Linked DNA regions of Mus musculus: regions 1 and 2 are each linked to region 3. Evidence: chromatin loops called from intact Hi-C (ENCODE). Cell type or tissue: left cerebral cortex. All regions are shown on one strand. Each heading gives the region's core, and the rest is flanking DNA. Links, peaks and the distances in the headings are about the cores only. Region 1 has its middle 240 kb from the start of Gm35274. Region 2 has its middle 220 kb from the start of Gm35274. Region 3 overlaps Gm35274 (a long non-coding RNA gene).

Evidence for each region. Peaks named below come from ENCODE experiments on the same cell type or tissue, not always from the same donor. Only the 100,000 strongest peaks of a DNase experiment are listed, where the experiment ranks them.
Region 1: a loop joins it to region 3, with 15 times the contacts of the local background. A loop is called at or near these places in 2 of 42 quality-filtered maps.
Region 2: a loop joins it to region 3, with 3 times the contacts of the local background. A loop is called at or near these places in 2 of 42 quality-filtered maps.

What each region holds. Positions count from the first base shown.
Region 1 is chr12:97,498,430-97,505,751 of GRCm38, reverse strand. No RefSeq gene overlaps it. Among named protein-coding and RNA genes, the nearest start is that of Gm35274, 240 kb to the left of the region's middle. In left cerebral cortex, for the core only: no CTCF peak of the experiment used is centred there; a DNase peak (open chromatin) is centred at 4,112; H3K27ac peaks cover 1,203 bases.
Region 2 is chr12:97,516,972-97,524,293 of GRCm38, reverse strand. No RefSeq gene overlaps it. Among named protein-coding and RNA genes, the nearest start is that of Gm35274, 220 kb to the left of the region's middle. In left cerebral cortex, for the core only: a CTCF peak has its summit at 3,491; no DNase peak of the experiment used is centred there.
Region 3 is chr12:97,729,404-97,736,725 of GRCm38, reverse strand. It overlaps Gm35274 (a long non-coding RNA gene), which reads left to right. Exons shown (of 3, transcript XR_381819.2): 3 at 890-1,276. Among named protein-coding and RNA genes, the nearest start is that of Gm35274, 7.2 kb to the left of the region's middle. In left cerebral cortex, for the core only: no CTCF peak of the experiment used is centred there; a DNase peak (open chromatin) is centred at 4,371.

The sequences.
Region 1 (7,322 bases), core at 1,095-6,094, 230 kb after region 3:
ACCTACTGAGTCTGTTGCTGTTTGTTTCAAGATGGACAACAGTGCATCAGCCAACCAATAAAGAGACTTATCTCTTGGTGAAACTAGCTCCTCGTCTTCCAGAAGTCAAGTGTTGCCTATAGTTCTTTGTCTTGGGGTGGTGTTCCAAACCAGGAAACCCTTCCACATTAACATGTCATTGAGACTGCCATTGTGCTTGGTTGTGTAACTATTTCTAGGAGAGTTGTTTCACAGCAGACCTCTTGGTGTTCTGGTTCTTATATTCTATCCAAACCCTATTTCATAATGCCTCTTGAGCCAAAGCTTCAGGAGCTGTGATATAGATACATCCATTTGGCCTAGTCTCCTCAAAGCCTGTTGATATCTGCATTGTGTCCAGTAGTGGTCTTCTTCAATGCTTTCCATTGGCTATAAATAAACGTTTCTTTGATGAGGGGTGGTAAATACACTTACCTGTGAGAATAGGGATAAAACCATAAAATAACTGACAATAAATGTTAACAAGGTTGTGAAGAAAAGGGACACTATTTCACTATTGCTAGAATTGCAAATTGCTATAAATGAAATCAGTATGGAGAATCCCTCCAAACCAAACTAAACACCCTCAAAAAAAATCTATGGACCTAGCTATAACACTCCTTAGCAAACCATATGCCCAAGGGATTCAACATTGTACTTCACAGATACTTGGACAGACATGTTTGTAGATGCCCTATTTACAATAGCCAGTAAATGAAAGCAACATAAATGTCCAATAGATGGGTGGATGATGAAAATGTTGTATATATACACAACAGAATGTTATTCTGCTATAAAGAAGATGGTATAAAGAAAGTAAAATCATGAAACTTGAAGGTTAATATATAGACCTTAAAAAGGTTATACTGAGTGAGATAACCCAGACCCAGAAAAAGAAATGACACATGTTTTGTCTCATCTACAATTCCTAGGTCCAAATTCTTCAGATTGAGTATACTGTAGAAACTAGGAAAATTTAAAGCAACCACAGGTTGTGATAATGCAGGGCTCAGAGCAGAATATAGGTGATATGAACTGGGAGCTCCAGCTGTAGATGAAGGAGACATGTTACTAAAGCAGACAAAGAGGAACAAATAATATCAAGGTTTTTGATATTATCTTATCTTTGAATTGCATTTTAGAATTGCAGAGTTGACTTGCAAATATGTTTAAAATTCTTATTTAAAACTTTTCTATTTGAGAATGAATTTCATACTGCTTATGTGTTTTCTAATTTACCACTGCTCATTCACTACTACCCCTAACCTGGGTCTCCCACCTTGATATTCTTTTTTTTTTTCTAACTCTACTGTCTACTCAGTACAGTTTGTATATCCATAGAACATTCTACAGGAACATTTACAGCCCCTGAAGAAAACTGACACGTATCCACTCCAGCAGCCATTGACATTAGCTCCTTAGGTAGAATTGAGACTTCATGTGGCCCCCAACACCTATCTGTGAATTTTTGGCTAGCTTGATCATATATAGATCATGTTCATGTAGTTTCAACTATTGTGACTTCATGTGTGCAATGTTTCTGTCAGGTCTGGAAAATAGTTGTGTTGCAGACAATCATTGCATATGGCTCTTCAATCTTTCTGCCTTCTCCTTCTTGATGATTTCTGATACTTAGGTATAGGGTATATGATATAGCCATCACATTTAGAGATGGACACACCACAGTCTCTAATTCTCTGTATCTTGTTTCTCATTCCCCAACAAATATTTGTTAGCATGGTTGTAAGAATTAAATTTACTTTCCTAATATTAGTAGCAGATCCATAACTTGAAGTATTCATAATTTTCAGTTATTCAATTCAATCCCCCTTTTGTTAAAAAATAAACAAAGAGCTAAATATTACCATGTAATGAGAATGACTGTTTTATAGCCTTGAAAAGTGTTATTTAACTTACCATTTTCTACTGGTAAGTTAAGACTTTTAACTGGGACTTTGATAACATAATGAAACACCAGGTGAAACATTTCTCATGAGATAATAGCAACTACGATAAGGTCATTTAGCCTACCTTCAGTTTTCCAGTAAGGCATAGTTCAAAGACTGCCATCCATACAAGTAGTCAAGAACACCAAAGTCTTTCAAAACAAATCACTCTGCTTCTTCAGAAGTCTCAAAGTTTCCCTCAAATAAGAGTTTACGTGATTCTGATCAGTTGTGGACATGTTTAATTGTTTCTTGATGCTGTAAAGAATAAAGCATATTTAACAAGGGATGAGAGCAGCATCCATATATGTGTATGGGTCTTTTGAATGCAGTTGGGAGTTATATTGGTTTAGGAATATGGACATGTCAGGTTCTTCTCAAGATTTCATAAGCTTGCCAGTCATACATAGGTGCCTAGGTTTGTAGTACAAGGTATGACTTCTCTCCTATTGAATATGCCTCAAGTCCAAGTAGACAATTAAATGGCTATCAGCTATCCCAACATGTTCTGTTTGGCACCCATTCTCAGTTAATGGATTTACAATGCAGCCCTACATCTAAGCCTCAGAAAACATCACAAAATAGGGGATGTAAAATTTGTAAGAGTCATAGGTCCAACATGTCTATTGTCAGTGAATGTTGTTGGTGTTCCAACGCGGATTAGGAAAATCTCACAGGACTCTACACATAGATGAAAAGTTATAAGCAATTGATGACTGCTGAGGAAGAAATAATCAGTCATTTCCAGGGATAATCCCCACTATAGGTTTTCCAATCCTAATTTTCCAATGACTCAGCAGAGTGTGTGTGTGTGTTTTTTTTTCTGTGCTGCTTGGCTGACATGATTGCTACTTGTCATCTTCATGCTGTCTATCTATCTATCTATCTATCTATCTATCTATCTATCTATCATCTATCTATCTATCATCTATCATATATCTATATATCATCTAGATATAGAATGGTAGATATAAAAAGGATCCTACAGTATATCCAACATCCATTTTTGATGTAGGATAGTATCATTTGCAACACACATCATTTTTTTTTACCTACATTAGTTGTTGTGTTAGTGTGACACTATAGATGGACATCCCTAATCACCACCTATCATCTGTGTGTCGATCCTGCTGTAATTACTCAATCTAGATAACCCTAATCCTGCTTCTGCTTCATATGCTTGTTTCTTTGAAGACTCTGGTCATAACACGGACATTTCTGTTCCATATGCCCTGTAGCCTCTTCTGCTTCTTTCTGTGACCCCCTCATGATATTACTGGCTCTCTTCTAATCTGGAAGTATAATAAATGATCTTTTGACTATGTTGGCCTTGCCATGCTATAAACTACTTGTTTTAAAATTGACAAACTTCTTTCTTTCTTTCTTTCTTTCTTTCTTTCTTTCTTTCTTTCTTTCTTTCTTTCTTTCCTTCTTTCCTTCTTTCTTTCTTCCTTTTTTCTTTTGATTTTTTTGAGACAGGGTTTCTCTGTAGAGCCCTGCTGTCTTGGAACTCACTTTGAAGACCAGGCTGGCCTTGAACTCAGTAAAATTGACAAATTTCTTATGTTCAGGTTGAATTTCTGTCCTTACTGTGCTACTGGAATTGTAGTGAACATTCTATTCATATCTCTGCTTTTTCACTTATCTTTTCAACCATTCATCTGGAATAGATGGATGAATGGATAAAATATAATAGTTTGATACCAATTTAAGTCTACATAAAATAAATTGTTGGATTACCCTTCCTACACTTAATTTTGATTACTAAAGACTTATGTATATGATATCTTATTTCACTACGGATCTTTTATATTTTATTCTCAATTATATACTTAGAAAAGTATATTTTACTTTTAAGAAAAAATTTCCATGTTTCATAGTAACTTATTTTCCTTTTTATAGTTTGAGTGGATTTTTGTTTGATAAAACATTTGGTTGAGAATAAAATGTATTTTATGCTGACATATAATTCCAAGTACTGCTTGCTATGATTATCCCTAAATAAAATTAAATAGAGCTTCAACTGTCTTGTGATCTGACAAGACATGGGTGATTTGCATGTGAGATTATTCTAGGAGATGACAAGACGCAAGGGCAGTCTATTTTGGATGTTTGAGCTGGCAACACTCACTTCTCTGCTGGTCACACCTGCCATATGTTGGCTCCGCTTTTCTTCCAACTGTTTTCCTCCCTAAGAATGACTTCAAGGCAGGAGACATCACTTCCCACTTCTGGATCTGAGAAGTGTTAGTATTTGCATACCAAGCAATTTGCTTTTTGCTAAAGGATCTCAATGTGTGTTTTGATCCCAGGGTCTTTTCTTGGGGTAGCTGAGAAATTCATAAGTAAAGCCATTTTCTCCCAGTGCCAAAAAGCAAAATTCATTTTGCTTTCAAATCTATCACTGAGGTCTTCGGCTCCTAAGAAAGATTGGCATGCCTGGAGAATGAGATTGGGTTCTTTTGGGAGATGAAATAAGACTTTCAAGGCTATATTGTAGATAAAAATGTGAATTCTGCAGCATGAACTAGCACAAGGAACTTATATGTGATGGGCCATATTTGGAATTGAGCAAAGCAGATAGAAATAAAAACAAAGGTGTATTAGGGTAGCTTTTGTCACTGATCATGGTTTTGAACTGAAACATTGCTACAGTTTGAATTTCCCCCAAGCTAGAAATGAGCACTTTAGATATGGACTAAGATATTTCATACATTCCTTAAAGTAATTTTCTTTTATCATTTTTAGTATGTCTTTTAAAAATTCATTCTTCTTGCTACATATTAGTATGAAGCAAACTCTCAAAATCTCAGTTCTTGTGAATAAAAAGGAAACCATTAGAAGCCAAAATAGCTTAAATTTTTTAACTTGCAATGTTGAAATTATGAACATTAATATCAAGAGCCATTAAGCTGATCAGATGTTTTGAGCCTTTCTACAAAAGGTGTTTTTCTAGGGGATTGCTTATTCAAAATTGTTTCTATCTGTGTCGTAGAGTTATGCCTTCAGGTGAAATATGTCCATCATCTCAGAAAACAACGAGTAACAATACTTGGTGGGATTAATTATCTTAGACTTTAACAAAAATGCCTATGAGATATCAGGTATGTGTTGACATGTCTCAGCTTCCAAATAATTTATCATCTGAAAAGAAGGACAGACAAGAGAACAAGTCCAAATTGAGAAAAAGGGTATCTTTGAAAGACATAGTGATATAGGAAATGTAAATGTAATATGTTTTGAGTGCAGAGACTGTAGCCTCATACTTGAGCTATATAAAGAGAGAGCTGTTTAGAATATTTATTTACTTTCTATCAAGATTATTTGACAGTAGTAATAAAAAAGGGAGAAATTAAATCTAAAGAATGAAATATAAACTATATATGAGAAACCTGAACGCAGCAAAATGTAATAGCTATGTGGTTAGTAATCAGTCCTTTGCCTAAGATGGTCTCACAGCTCTGGGCTGTTCTACCACTGCTGCCTTGTGATATTCTTGAAGTCTTAGGAGAGTTAGAGGAACCAAGTTAGCATCTTTTCCTTGTAGTTCTGCAGCTGGGTACAGTTCTTTCTACCTCGATCATTTGTGCTATGAAAACTGGTTCAAGAGGATCTTGAAGTGTCCCAATTCAGGAACACTCCCCAGTCCAGGGTATATAGTGAGATCCTGTCCTGAAAAACTAAAAAGGACTTAAAAGTGCATGATTTTTATAATCAAGATGAGAAAGCAGATATCTTGTCTACCATGATTTGCGCAATCATGTCTCTTCTTATGTTTACTCAATGTAAAGAATGAGTAGTTGAAACATATATAAATCACACAGAGTAGCATCTGAAACACAGTGAACACGCAGCACCTATTGTATGTTGGCTCATCATAAATACTCAGTAAATCAGGACAATTACTCTTGAGTACCTGTAGTAATGTTAGAAAGAAAAACAACAATTCTTTATGGACATCAGTAATATATTGCCACAGTTGATATCTTCTGGGAATAGTTTCATAATATGAAAATTGTTGGAATGGAAGAAAAAAGAATGTGGATATTTTCATTAAAAAAAAAAGAAAAAGAAAAACACTTTTTGAAGGAGAGATTGAAGAAAATGGCCATCCAATAAGTGGCCCAGTCTGAGACAAATCCCATGTAATAGAGTGTATCTTTTACAATATTAATGTTACTCTGCTATGTTTGCAGATAGGAACCTAGCATAACTGTCTCCTGACAGGCTTCATACAGCAGTTAATGGAAACAGATAGAGAGACCCATAGCCAAACATCAGGCAGAGAAAGGGGAGTCTTAAGGAAGAGTCAACAAAAGAACTGAGGTAGCTGGAGAGATCAAGGATATGACAAGAAGCCGCTTTTCAGAGTCAAATAACCTGAGCCAATGAGTTACTGAACCATGAGCCCAGCATACTTGTAGCAAAAGTGCAGTTTGGTCTTATTTGAATCCCTTAAAAATTGAAGAGGGCCTGAGATTCTAACCCCATTAAAATTGGGCTCAGAGCTAAACAAAGAATTCTTAACTGAGGAATATCGAATGGCTGAGAAGCACCTGAAAAAAATGTTCAACATCCTTAATCATCAGGGAAATGCAAATCAAAACAACCCTGAGATTCCACTTCACACCAGTCAGAATGGCTAAGATCAAAAATTCAGGTGACAGCAGATGCTGGTGAGGATGTGGAGAAAGAGGTGGGATTGTAAGCTTGTACAACCACTATGGAAACCAGTCTGGCAGTTCCTCAGAAAATTGGACATAGTACTACCGGAGGATCCAGCAATACCTCTCCTGGGCATATATCCAGAAGATGTCCCAACCGGTAATTAGGACACATGCTCCACTATGTTCATAGCAGCCTTATTTATAATAGCCAGAAGCTGGAAAGAACCCAGATGCCCCTCAACAGAGGAATGGATACAGAAAATGTGGTACATTTACACAATGGAGTACTACTCAGCTATTAAGAACAATGAATTTATGAAATTTCTAGGTAAATGGATGGATTGGGAGGATATCTTCCTTAATGAGGTCACCCAATCACAAAAGAACTCACATGATATATACTCACTGATAAATGGATATTAGCCCAGAAACTTAGAATACCCAAGATACAATTTGCAAAACACATGAAACTCAAGAAGAACAAAGACAAAAGTGTGGACACTTTACCCCTTCTTAGAATTGGGAACAAAACACCCATGGAAGGAGTTACAGAGAAAAGTTTGGAGCTGAGATGAAAGGATGGACCTTCTAGAGACTTCAGCACCTGAGGATCCATCCAATAATCAACCTCTAAATGCAACACCATTGCATATGCCAGCAAGATTTTGCTGAAAGGACCCAGATAGAGCTG
Region 2 (7,322 bases), core at 1,037-6,036, 210 kb after region 3:
GCATTTATAAAACTGTATCATTCATAAATAGTTCTGTGCCTCTTTAAGGCAGGCAGGTGGGTTCTGGACAAAGACAGATAAAATCAGAAGAACGAAATGGATTATTGTGGTAATATCATTCTATATCTGTAAAGTCATTACCACTGTCAGTTACGGGGCCCTTTTCTCATTCATTTACCTAATTTAGCTATTTAAGGATGAAAGAGAATAAATTATCAATCTCATTTTGCAATTGAGAAAGCACTATCTCAGAGTGGCTAAGTGATTCAACCAAGGTCATATAATTACTATATAGTAGAGCTGTGAACAGAGCTTAAATTTTCCCAGGGCCTTTATATAATACCTCAAAATCATGTTCTAAGTGTTAAGAAAAAGATTACAATTATGTGAGAGACTTCGAGAGATGTCCTAAGATGGATTTTCTTTATTCCTTTTAGAGAAAAGACTTCTATTGCCGAAGCATGCAGCATTCCCGAAGAGGAATAGTCTGAGCTGAGGTTAAACGTCTCCTCAAAACCTTCTATACTAAATAGAAGACATGTGTTTGCTGTCTTTCTTACCTTTACTTCATCCATTCCTCCACCTGGAACAGATGTGAAGACTGACATTCCATCTGGTCTGTGCTCTTGAAGTTCATATGTGGAGAAAGACATGTGAAAAGCTAGAAAACCTAGACATGTTCCAAGTGTTTGAATGGAGTAATATAATAGGAGACCCACCTACTCCTTTGTAAATTCCCTTGTTTATGCTACCAGAAGGTCAGCAAGCTGACATCTTTATTAATATGGCTTGCATTACCACTTTTATTTTTGAGATGATAGAAGGTATAGAAATCTGAAGACCAAAGAAACTAGACAAACAGAGTGAAAACCGGAAGGTAAACTTGACTAGTTTCCATAAAAACTTGTGGATTATATTGCCAGGGTCAAGGTGCCAGAGAGCTCTCAAAGAAGCCGGAAGGAGGGACTTATGAATAAATAGCAAGTAGAATGAGCAGGTGTCCTATGCTTACGGACACTAAGATATTATTGAAGTTGATTCCTATGGGACATAAGACACTTTCTTCACAAGGTGTTTGCATTCTGCCTTTGTTAGGAAATGGGATGCAGAAGACGTGGGCCAGACAGTGTTGATTGAGTACTCTTTCCTTCACTGGAGTAGTCTGTCATACTTCGGAAGAAATTTCACACCATGATCACTCGAACTGATCATCATCTTTGCCTTTTATTCACTGGAGTCTCCAAAACATTCTTTTCTAAATTCGCTTAGTTGTGCGATATGTTTCTTCTGTTAAAAAACATTTACTTATACCAGCCCCATAGAGATGCAGGAAACATAATCTTGTAAGCCAGAGTGTTTGTCCAAAACCACACCACAGGCAGGATGTCAGTCATCTTGTATCTACAATAATCAGACTCTATTGCTTATTCTTATAGATGCCTCTATCTTAAATGGGTTTATAATAACTAATGCATGAAGAGAGTTTCTAGACACTCTGCAGTTTCCCCATCATTATTGCTTTAAATGACAACAGTTTGTTATAATTAATGAAATAGCAGTGACCATTATGAATAGGAATTTATATTTTGATCAAATTCTTCTAGATTTTGCCCATGGTCTTGTTCCATTCATACCTGTCCTGGATGTCCCCATTGTCTTTAGTTATATAATCTTTCTAAGATCTTTCTAACTGTGAGAGACTCTCCAACATTTTCTTTGTTTTAGGTTTTTCAGAACTGGTGGTTTGAAAGAATACTTATTGGTCAACTATTTTATAAATTTTCCTTTCTTTAGGATTTGTCTGATACTTTCTCCCATGTTTGCAATGGGGCAATGGGTTTCGGGAGCACCAAGGAGGTAAATTATCATTTTATCACATCGTCTACCAAGGGAATATGGCATCCATATAATTTGTCATTGAAGATGTTACCTCAGTCATTTGGCTGAGGTCACCTTATCAGGGTCCTCCAGCACAGCAGAGTTTCAGTCATTAATTTTTAACGAATGCCTTTATGTCCTCCTTAATATCCAGAATAAACTAAGGTGCCTCTCTGTATATAGCATGCAATGTGAAAAGGACAACAAGCAAGACAAGTAGGTGGAATGAGAAAACAGTGATGGTGAAGAGAAGCAGAAGCAAAGGCAGTTTACAGAAACATTTACAGGATATACTGTATGCCCTGGCACTCAAAATATAGGCATGATCCAACATTAGTCTTCTTTATCACCAAAGGACATAAATGAAATTGTTTATTATGGGTCATGTGTTCAGCTATGAATTTTGGTCAGATTTTTGACTTAGTGCTTTCTTCTGCCCAACAATTTAATGTTGGTCTTCTAAAATAATTATCTAATGTAGCATTAAGCATTAAACATTCTAGGACCTTCTTGCATCTCTCTCTCTCTCCTCTCTCTCTCTCCCATTGGTATATCTATACTAATACTTTCATGTAAGATAAAGGTGTGCTAACTAAGCAATATTTAATATAATTACTATGGCACTATATTAGATCTATTAATGTAATTACATATTTTTATGTGTGTTGGTGTTTTCTCTGCATGTATGTCAGTTCCCCCTGAGTGTCTGATATTCTTGATACACTAGAGGAAGGGTTACATTGTACTGGAGATAGTTGTGAGCTGCTGTGTGGATGGTGTGAATATAACCTGGGTCTTCTGGAAAAGCAGCCAGTTCACCTAAATTCTAAGCCATCCCTCCAGTCCTGACTTCAGTAATTTTTAAAGTCTAATTTGTCTAAGGTTGAAATTCACCATGGTTTTAAGAATGAAACTGTTAATTTTGGACACTTCATGTCAAGATGACTACTGGTTAATTGACTTTTGGGAATAGCAGCCTAAATACCTAGGGATATTTAGGTTCTATCTTCTGACAAAGTCAAAATCAACAATGCAATATACTGGAGTATGGGCATTTCCATGACACCATGGCTTATTCTCAAACTGAAGGGCTTATACTAGGTTCTGAAAAAGAGGCACATGGGCTAGAATACATGGCCATGGAAAGTATTAGATAGAGATGCAGGGTCTCAAAGAGGCACTGATGGAGACCCATGCCTCCTGGGTACTACAGGTATCAAGATCCATTTTTATTCATGCTTTTTTGTTTTTGGAGGGGATGATATTTGTATACAGATCAGCAGAGTTTACGCTAATTGTTTCAGTGCCGTGTGCTTTAGCCAGAAGAGTCAAATGTCCTCATTTTATTTTTGACAATTCAAAGCAGCATGGCCTCAGGGCCCAAGCTTTAGATCTGTGTTTGAAGTCAGGACCATTATTTTTCAGGATGCTCCCTAATTAGAGTATTCAATGTGTGTGTGTGTATTTCTATTACAGTAACTCAAAATGGATATTTATTGGTTATTTCAATAAATGAATAAAATCCAGTCTTAGATGTTTTTTAGAACTATGATATTCATCTACATAAGAATACTGGCATATTAGCATCCCCTTGTGGAGAAAACTAAAGGAGATGAGACACACAATATCACCTGACATCTCTTTTTCCATCTAATAGGACACGTGCAAGGGAAAAAAAAACTCATTTATGTGTTCAGAGATTATTGAGGCATAATAATTTTTAATGTCTGAGATTTAACCAAATATTAACTTATCGGTCTTTGCAAGGGGTTAGAGCAGGAAAATGTTAGGAGATACTCCAATTTCAGAAATTCCAAGATATTGTTGGGAGGGAGTAGATTCAAGGAGGCTAGTGATGGTGATTAGACCCTGGAGAGTATGACATTTCTATTTTTGATTTATTAAGTTAAAACTTTCAGGATTGTAGGAGCTTGAGTGGTACCAAGCCATTTTCTCTGGGACATATTACCCTTGAACAAACAGGCCTTGAGGTTTCAGCTCTAAGAGGTGAAAAGCTTCATTTCTGATCCCCCACACCACCCCCCGGAGAAGCAGCAGTGCTCTTGTGAGCTTGCCTAGTAATCATCCAACCTTGGTTACATCGGCATCGGGCACAAGGGGCACAGATGTATCCTGTAAGAATTACTCCCAAGGGCATGTACGCACTCCATGGTCTATTTGTGCTAAATGTATGAAAAAGCTGGTGCCAAATATGCTGTTTGCTTAATGATGGAATAAAGACCACTTAAATTAATGGATATTTGAAACCCATCCTTCCAACACAATTACTGGAGCAGGAGATGTTAATTCTTCCCATCACTTGTCTACCCCTCTTCACCTTCCAACAGGCTGCTCCACTGACTCTGGATGGCAACTCTCTGCTTTGTTTCCAGTGAACTCAATTCATCAGGTGGCTCTCCTCCCAAGCTCTTAGCACCTCACTATAACACTTCAATTAAATTGAGAAGAGTAATTACTTGAACTGACAAACAGAGGAATACTAATTAACTAAAAAGTTCATTTCAGGGCACTTAGACTGGAGTCCTGCAAAGGAAAGGGGTCATGATTTAATGTATTTTCTTGACTTGTTTTGTAAAACACAATTCTTCATTGTAATAATGCCCGAAGAGCCAAAGTGTGTTGCATTAACAAAGAATTAATGACTCTCAGCTACGGAAGAGGTGCCATTCCTCTTTGTTTGGTTCTTTATAAATTCACATATCTAATAAGATTCATGACCAGAAATAAAACTAATGATCCTAGATTTTTATCCTTGTTAATTATAAATATATCAAGTTTTAAATTTATCAATTATATCTTCAAATATATCTTACTAATGCTTTATTTAGGAAGCTAAATCTATCATATTAAAAATTTACTCTCTATTATCTACAACTCAGATATAGAAATATATCTACACATATGCATACACATATATGCATATTTCCATTCAAAGTATATATTTTCTGTAACATACACTTACGTATCATGAGAGTGTCTTTAAAATATAAAATATTTAGACTTCTCGAAGATAGGGCTTTAACCTAGTTAAGTAATGCAAATAGGGACAGAACCCACCAATGAGCAAGTATTCATGAATCAAAACAAGTGAAGTAAACTGTTTGCCAAAAGAAATCATAGCATATGTTTTACTTTTAATTTGACACAATATTTTGACATAATCTGTAAGTATAAGCATTAAAATGCTTAGCACAGAACAACAGAGAACACAAGAAGGTGAATTAATTAAACGTGTTGAGTTTAGCTTAATGGCATATTTTTATGTTATAAATAAGATTCTCTTTTCATAAATACTTTGGTGTCTAACATATGATAGTTTTTTGGCATGTACCTGATGACTGAATTAGATATAATCTTTATGGATTCAGAGAGTAAGAATGGAAGCAGCTTTGGTGTTACCAATGGAAGTAAACCCCAGATATTTAAGTATGATATCAGTCTGCTCTACTGGAAAGGAACAAATGCCCATGAGGTTATTTGTATTATCATAATTACAGTCAATGTTTATTGGTCAGTTTCAAGTAGGTAGATCCTCGCAGTGCTCGTTTCTTTCCTTACAAATGCAACTTCTTCATCTACCAGCATCATAGGCTCAGCTGTATCACTCTAAATAACATACTTAAGTATTAACACCCAGTGTGTCAAGATACGGCTGTTTTGGGAGATTGTGTTTTAGATGAACAATTAAACTCAAACAAAAATAGTGGGGTCTTCCCTAATTGAATTTGACTAGTCTACTTAGAAGGAGAGGACATTAAGATACACAAAGAAATAATAAAGACCAGTTGACTACGAAGGCAGGCAAAGCAACCTTGGGAGGAACTAATGGTGAAGAAGATACCTTGGTCATGAGTCTCGAGTCTTCAGAAGTAAAAATAAGCCTAATAAATGAACAAACAAAAAACAGCCTGTAATTAAACTACCTACTCTTTGGTATTTTGCTTTGGCAAACAGAAAACTGACGTGATCAGCTCTCCTACTCTCATATTTTACTGTTCTCTTTTCTTTTCTGTTTTTTAATCAGGACGCAATTACAAAATCAAGTAAAAGAGAACATTCCCTAGTGATCTCATTCTGGTCCTCTTTATGTATGGGAGAGTAAATGTCACTACTGCAGTGTTCCTGATTTCACTGTGGGTTCTTTTTATTTGTTTGTTTGTTTCCAGGACACTTTGCAGTGCTAGGTGATCTTGCCCCTTCCTATAACTTGATAGATATTTATATTTACATAAAGAATGATCTGCATCTCTAGAATATTCTCCTATGTCTTCTTCCTATGAAGATCACTTAAACATCTACAAGCCCAGCTTCCCTCACCACTTCCTCTGTTTCTTTAACACTTTCTCATTAAAAAAAAAAAATCATGGCCTAGTCTACGCATCTGACCTATTTCTTTTCACTTTGAATCTGTATAGAAGCTTTTCCTAAGATGAATGACCAAAATTACAATTATAACAACTCTCTAGTTAAACCAAGTAACACAAAAGGATAGTTCTTAGTGTTCGGAAGTAAAAATATGGTGAAACTATGCCCCCTTGATCAATCTGGAACTTCTAATTTGGCCCAAGTTTGTCCCACACTCATTATCCCTCTGCCTCAGCATCTCAACTCCTGGCATTAGAGGCATGTACACTACACTTAACTAAATCATTCTTGACAGATTACTTTTGGCTTGACCATATTCTGGCAGTGACATTCCAATGAGGTAACTAAATATAGCTCTAAAAACAGTCCTTCATCTGTGATGAATGCAGTGTGACCTTTTGTGGTTTTTTTGAGAGCAGGGAAAGAATCAGGCATTGAAGCCGCCAAAATGTGTGAATATAACTTTCTAACTTAATAACTCCAAAGGAAAAGATGCACCATCCTAATTTTACACTTTTCATATAATTTCAAGTTCTTATTCATTTAATTATCAACCATTGGGGTGAGGCTCTCCGATAAGATGAAATGTGATATTGTTGATTCCCCAGGTGTTAGGGAATAGAAGCTGTCTGCAGTCATTTAAGAAGGCAAAGAGCACACATGGAGGGACCCATGGCTCCATCTGCATATGTAGCAGAGGGTGGCCTTGTCTGACATCAGTGCGAGGAGAGGTCCTTTGTCCTGTGAAGACTTGATGCCCCAGTGTGGGGGGGAACACCAGGGTGGTGAGGTGGGTGTGGGTGAGTGGGTGGGGAAATGCCCTCATAGAAGCAAGGGGAGGGTGATAGCATAGTGGGTTTGTGGAGGGGAAACTGAAAAAAGGGGAAAACATTTGAGATATAAATAAATAAAATATCCAATTAAAAATAAAGATGAAGGCTTCTCTAAGAAGAATTCAAAAATATGAGCTATACTCCCAGAAATGAGATGGGTAAAAGGATTATAAATGCATATGAAGAAAGGAGTCATGTCAACTGATAGTTTTCTAGAGTCAAGAG
Region 3 (7,322 bases), core at 1,456-6,455:
TTATTATTATTATTGCCCTCATTGTTTATGTGAATACCAGGTAAGCATGCACAGTTCACAGCATGAGCTTGTGTGTGTGTGTTTGTGTATGAGTTTGTGTGTATGTACATATATGTGTCAAGGAACAATTGTGTGGAGCCAGTTATCTTCCTTGCCTTTTATGTGATTTTGGGAATTAACCTAATGTTACCAGGCTAAAGCAGTACATGCTTTCAGCTGCAGGGGTCCTCCTGGTGGCCCTAAGATCTCTGTTTATCAGTCAAATCTGGTCACTTTTGCTTGCCACCAGAAATCTCATAAGATTTCTATCACAGTGTGATTCATACTCCCTTTCGTTTCTCCCAAGACCTCTGGATCGACAGACAGTGTGGTCTACTTTATGCTGATTATTTTCCATAGATCACTGCCAGATGCTAACTGGTGTCTCAAAGGGCCTGAAATTAACAAAGGATGAGTTTCGAGTTTAGTAAACATGTGGGCAGCTGTCACTACCATGATTCATCTCTTTCAATGAAAGATCTGGAAAAGGTGGCCAAATCCACTATGGATATACTGAAGGAAAATGTTGGAACGATAAGAAAACTGTACCTAATCCAGCCCCTGCTCTGAGATTGACTGTGAGATGAGACTGCTGTACCTGGCACCCTGGTGATGTACGAGGGACCTTCCTTTCATTATTCCCTGGCTCAGTCACTGCATTGTGAGCCCCAGGAGGAAGCAGCTTCCACCCAGTTCCAAACCAGGCCTCAGAACATAGTTGAGGCAAGAAAAGGAGATCTTTGTGCCGTTTCCACTGTACCCGTATTTGCCAGTTATTTGTCAGAGACAGCCTTTGACCATGTAGCTTCATGTGTTCATTCAAAACCAATCTTTATCTTTTTTTTTCCAGGCTGCTTCTGCCCAAGGAAGCTGGGGTTGGTATGTATGTGCTCGACTAGTTTTTTGTCATCTGGACATAATTGGAGTCATTTGGAAGAGAGAACAAAATTGAGAAAATGCTTCCACCAGAGTGCCTTGTGGGTGAGGCTATGGAACTTTTTCTTGATTAGTAATTTATGTGGGAAGGCCCAGCCCATTGTGGGTGGGGCCTGGACAGATGGTCCTGCGTGCTTTAAGAAAGGAAACCGAGCAAGCAGCTGAGCAGCACTCCTCTGTGACCTCCTTCCTTCAGCAGCCATCAGCTTCTGCCTCCAGGTTCCTGCCAGGTGTTTGTTTGTACCCTGACATTGCTCAGTGATAAGTGTGATGTGGTAGTGTAAACAAAATAAGCCCTTTTCTCTTTGAGTGGTTTCTGGTAATTTCTCATCGCAACAATTACATTAAGAGGTTGCCTATGTGTTCAGCCTCTAGTTGAACTCTCAGTTTGTAGTGACGAGTCCTGGGGAGGGGAGGGAGGGAGAGAGAGAGAGAGAGAGAGAGAGAGAGAGAGAGAGAGAGAGAGAGAGAGAGAGAGATCCAGGTCACGTGGTGTTTGCTTTTTGAGGCACCTGATACTGGGATATCTTCCCTGAAGAATGCCACTTCTCTTAGTGATTCCGACTCTTTAATCCAGTTGTCCCTCAAATATGAATAAATGCGACCTGAACCCTGAACTCAGTTCTGGGAACAAAGTGTCAATTACACAGATATTGTTAGTCTAGGGGCTCTATGCTTTTCTTCTGATTTCTACTGAAGATTCGTCCTTTTAGTAATCTGTGTATAAATGGATCTTTTGTGATTTATTCTACTTAGTATATGTTTCATTTGTCTCCTGATTATCCCTAACTGGTACTATTTCCATCTAGAGTTTGGAATTTCAGTGTTGTCAGATGGCATTTGAGCTAACAAAGACATTCAATATACAGTGGATTAAAGAGAGCTGGAATTTATCAGCCCTTCACAAGGCCATCAGAAGACCGAGCAGTGCAGAGTCAGTAAGCAGCCTTACCCTCTTTACCCACAGTATACTGTATGGAGAGTTGAGTTTTCTGTTGCTGCCTTCACTGTCTCTCAGCAGCAATAATAAGGAAAAGCAAGCAAACAAATAGTGAACTTCATGTCCAATCCCTTCAAGTACAAGATCCCAGAATAGCATGCGTCCTGTTTACTCACAGGCATTGACTCAATCTCAAGCCTGTAGTTAGGTGGGAAAGAAGCTAGGAAATTCAATCTATTTTAGGGCATAAATGTCTTCTGTTGACATCCTATTCCTTTGAAGGGAAGGGGAAGTTGTTATTGGGGGCAACTAAATAGAAGGCTAGGGGCTGATTTTAAAGTTCAAAAGCAGCCTGGCTGGCAGTGAGCATATCCCGAGGATACAGAATTTAATATGAGGTTCACACCTTTCGATGCACTGATGGCTTCCTGGAGAGACATGCTTCTAGACAGATGCTTTCACTACTGTTTGTGGGACCTAAAGGGGTCTGACGGCAGTACTTAAGAACTCTGGAGAGGGACAGATAGCCCGAGTTCATAGCTGCATCCAGTCATAAAACAACGTTAAGCTGTGGTCTGAGAGGATGGTCACAAATGATCATCATATTACCCAGTTAATCACTCCTAAATGTTTTGTCTTTGTATGAAGAGGAGTCCATGTTGAGCTCAGAGGATGCTACCCCACTCCTTCTGTCTGAGGAAATCTGACTCTTGACGATCTTCCTGTGTGAGGTTGCTAATAGCATCTGATTCACCACACTGGTAAAACTGTCCGTTTTCTCCCCCCAAGTCTTTGACCAAGTTATGATAAGCCAGAAATGACTTGGGGTGAAAACAAAGTATCTTACATTTGGCCCACTCCCTGCATAATGGGTGCATAGGATGTAAACAGTTTAACAGCTTGCTTCCTTTGAACAAAGTTAGAAACTTTGGGGCCCAACCTGCACAGCCAGGCCAGACACACATTCCAATGAGACAATATCTCAGGTCCAGAATGACAGCAGACTTAGAAACAGTAATGAAGGCTGATCGTAACCATAGCGCATGGCTCCAGAGAAGGTCCAGTTGTCAGACTCCTATAAACCCAGTGAGATGACTAGTCTTCTATGGAATGCACCTTGGTGGGAATCCTTCTGGAGTTCTCAGTGACCCAGCAGTGCTTTTGTCTTATAGCTCCAGTTTATAGCTGCCACCAATGCCTCATTTAATCTTATCTATTTAAAATAATTGTAGTGGTTTCTGTTTTCTTGCTTGTATCCAGAAAGACCCAGACAAGGTTTTGGCTAGTATGAGCTGTTTAAACAGCTACAAATAAAGTATAAAACAAAAACAACCTCCATTTCATAATATTCTGTCAGCCTTGTATTTTTCTTCTTGAACTCTGCTGAATTTTAATAAACTAGAAGAAATGTTCAGGGTAAATGGAAAACAATAAAAAAAAATTAAAAGCCCATATTCCAGCAGCAGTTCCTTCTTGGATGGCTCATTGTCCCTTAGTGGGAACCATATAGTTAAACACACATGCTTGCAATTTTAAGAATCTGCCTCAACAAGAAATGGTATTTTTCAGCATAACATGGATTTATTATTGATCTGTCATAAATATAGGCAAGAAAGTTGGTTTCCTGAGTGGCCACTGTATTTTTATTTTTATTTTTTATGTTTTATCTATGGGAAAATAGATAAATACGGTGTTATAAAATATGTACCTGGGAAAGTTCTACATTTACTTATTTTAAAGTCGTAGACAAGACTACCTCTCACCCTCAATGACTTATGGTTTGGCAGACCCACCACAGACACTACATATTGCAGGATCTGATGAGTCTCTTCTGTTTGAGAATGTTCAGCATGGCATGAGACTGCTCCCCCAAATCAAAGCAACCCTTAGAAATAGCAATTGAGCCCAATTAGAAGCGGGTGTAATAACCATGAACTCAGTCAAAGCAGACTGTGTATCAAAGAGAAGAGATGTGGGGTGTGACCATTCGAATCCAGCCTTAAAAGCTGAGGTAATTGAAGTGCGATTGATCACCAAATAACTGAGTCTATCAGCCTAAGAATGGAAGAGGGAAGAGCCCAAAATAAAAGGACAAAACAACCATGAATAGCAGAGGTAGACCAACGAGAGGGATCAGTGAATAAGCTCTAATGGGCTCAGAAATGAGAGCTAACAGTTCAGCTTCCCTGAAGCCTCTGAAGGGTGTATTAATTCAAAACCAAGATGAAAGAGCAACCCATAATCCTGAAGTGTGGAGAAAAATAACAAAATATCAATATGTGTGTGGCAGGTGGATTTAAGAGCATGATAATGGAAAGGCCATCGAGACACAGTGTGGGAAATTATAGGGGGACGGACGAATGGCATCTGAGGAGCAGGTGGGAAGTGGCAAGGGGGTGGGGGGAGCACTGTACTTGAGACTTTCATCAAGGAGAACAAAAATAAGTCATGTAGATGGGAGGTGAGAGCCAGAAAATCATGGTTTCTTTTTCTTTCTCACCATATGGTACCACAAATCATAGTTAGCAAGGAGGGCATTGCATCCTAGGGCTCTCATAGCAACAATTCCCTGACTTGGCTAATGGCATCAGTGAACATAGTGGGTATCGCTCAGCAGGGATGCCTTGAAGGGGAGCCAGTGTTACTTATGGCATCATGCATGAATAGAGATGATAATTATCGGGACATGCCATTTCACCTATGGGATAGGGGTACGAGCCACAATGACTGCCCTGAATATGACAGGGATAAAGACAGGACCACACAAGTGTGAATCGAAGCAAGTGAAATTGTTCTCTTTGCCTCTGACCCAAGAAATGCAGATGTTATCAAGCCAACGTGTCAGTCTTCTCATAGTGAAGGTTTGAATGCCGCTTAAGCAGTTAGACCAGGAAATGCCAATATTCCAGCAACTTGAAAGTTCAGGGGAAGGTGAAAGAAAGATATGAAGCCAAATTTAATACTTAATGAAAATCTTTATTGGTTGATACCTCAGCTCGTAAAGTGAATGTCTTGCAAAAGAACCTGAGTTTGGTCATCCAGAACTCACATAAAAAAAAAAAATTCCTGAGTGTCGGAGCTCAGGCATGTAATCAATCACATCACTGGGGAGGCAGAGCCGGGCAGCTTCCTTGTCTCAGTGGCCAGGCAGCCTAGGCTATGTTGCCAGCTTCCAGACCAATGGAGGACTTCTCTCTTAAAAACTCAAGGCAAATGATGCTTTCTGAAGAAGGTCGCCCAAGGCAGCTGTCTGTCTTCCACATGCCCACATACACGGGTCCGGGCACACACAACAAGTACAGTAGAAATAAAGCTGGGCTGTGCCATTTTGAGTCACTCAATGATACAAAGCCAACTCAGGAAGTCGGGTGGCCAATGGGATGGAAGGTTAGATGGAGGGATTACAAGTTCCCCTTTCATGCATGCCTGCAGAGTTGGTGGGTTTGCATCCCTAGAGAAATAAATATAAATGCTCATAGGGATCAGGTACAGAGCAAGGCAGATGGAAGTATGATTGTGGTGAGGAGTAAGGATTCCACGGAGAGTGAAACACACTAGGAAAGTACTGGAATTCATAGTTAATAAAGTAAAACAAGACCAAATGAAGGAGAAAGATAAGTGTCTGACATTCCTCTTGGTATAGATAAATTGTTGAGAAGAAACATGTTTGAGCACTATTGAAGTATTTCAATAGTGAAAGTATAAAGTATTGTGTGGAAGACAAATGAGATCTTCCCCACCCTCCAAGGGGAAGTGGATGGGGAACTAGGAGGAAGAGTTGTCCTCTCAGTATCCTTGTGAGCCATGGTACAACCCTCTATCTGTCTTAATTTTTGACTACTGACTATTTTTCTCTTATTATTAACATTTTCTATTTCACTATTAAATTTCTGTTATAATGTACATCCTTCATAAAACAAAACAAAACTCAAAACAGTTCTAAAGGGTTTAAAAGGCTAAATTTCTTCACGATTTTTTTTTTAACTTTAAGATTTATTTGTTTATTTTGTGTATGAGTTCTCTATCTGCATATACACCTACTAACCAGGAAAGGGTATCAGATCCCATTACAGATGGTTGTGATCTACCAGGTGGTTGCTGGGAATTGAACTCAGGACCTTTGGAAGAGCAGTCAGGGCTCTTTACTACTGAGCCATCTCTCCAGCCCTCACAAAATTCTTTTCCCTTTTTTTCCCATTTAAATTAAATTTTTACAAATTTTAAAATGAAAATATTTATCTTTCCCCTGTCTTCTCCCTCAAACTCTTCCCATATCTCTCTAACATCTCTCTCAAACTCGTAGTCTCTTTTTCTCTAATATTGTTACGTGTATGCATATGCTTAAATTTAGAAACACAAACTTCGATCTTCATTTAGTGTTACTTGTATGTATATGATTTCAGGACCAACTTCTTGGAATTAAAACCCATTAGGAAGTACTTCCCCGGGGAAGAATAATTCTTTATCTCTAGCAGTCCGTAGTTGCTCAGCTCTTTGTCTAGGGGTGGAGCCCTGGGACGTGCCTTTCTCATTAGCTTGTCAGGGGATGTTGATGCTCAGGTCTTTGTAGGCAGCTGTATTGTTGAGTTATCATGAGTGTAGCTTCCCTGTCATTTCTAGAAGACAGTTTCACAAGAGGCTTCCAGATCCTTTGACTGTTATAATCTTTCAGTAACCATTTCCAAGATATTCCCTCAATGTGTGACTTGTGCTGTAGATGTATCAATAGGGGTGGAATGTACTATGATCTATTGTTCTCTGAATTTTTATCAGTTATAGATTTCAGTGGTAGATTTCTCTGTTTGCTACTAAGAGAAGCTTCTGTGATGAGGAAAGGGAGCTATACTTACCTGTGGGTAGAAAGATAAGTATGTAGAGTGCAGTTATGAATTATATTAATTTAAGAAAGTGGCAGTAGTAGGCTCTTCTCTAAGATTCATGCTCCCTCTAGGTCATGGGTACTGGCTAGGTTTCCATGTGTCATGATTTCCTTCCTGCTTAACAGTTGGGTTATAAGTTCAATTAGACATCTGTTGGTTACTATCAAGATAAAGGCGATACTTAATTTGATAGAAATACCTTGCTTGTGTCTGATGTCTGGGTGGGAAGGGCTCATTGTATTCAGTAGTGTCTCTGCTTTAATCTCTCCGCTTCAGAAGTACCTATACTCTCTGTATTGGCTGGTTTTGTGTATTAACTTGGCACAAGCTGGAGTTATTACAGAAAAAGGAGCCTCCCATGAGGAAATGCCTTCATGAGGTCCAGATGTAAGTCATTTTCTCAATTAGTGATCAAGGGGAAAGGGCCCAGCCCATTGTGGGTGGTGCTATCCTTGGGCTGGTAGTCCTGGGTTCTATAAGAAAGCAAGCTGAGCAAATCAAGGTAAACAAGCCTGTAAGCAGCACCC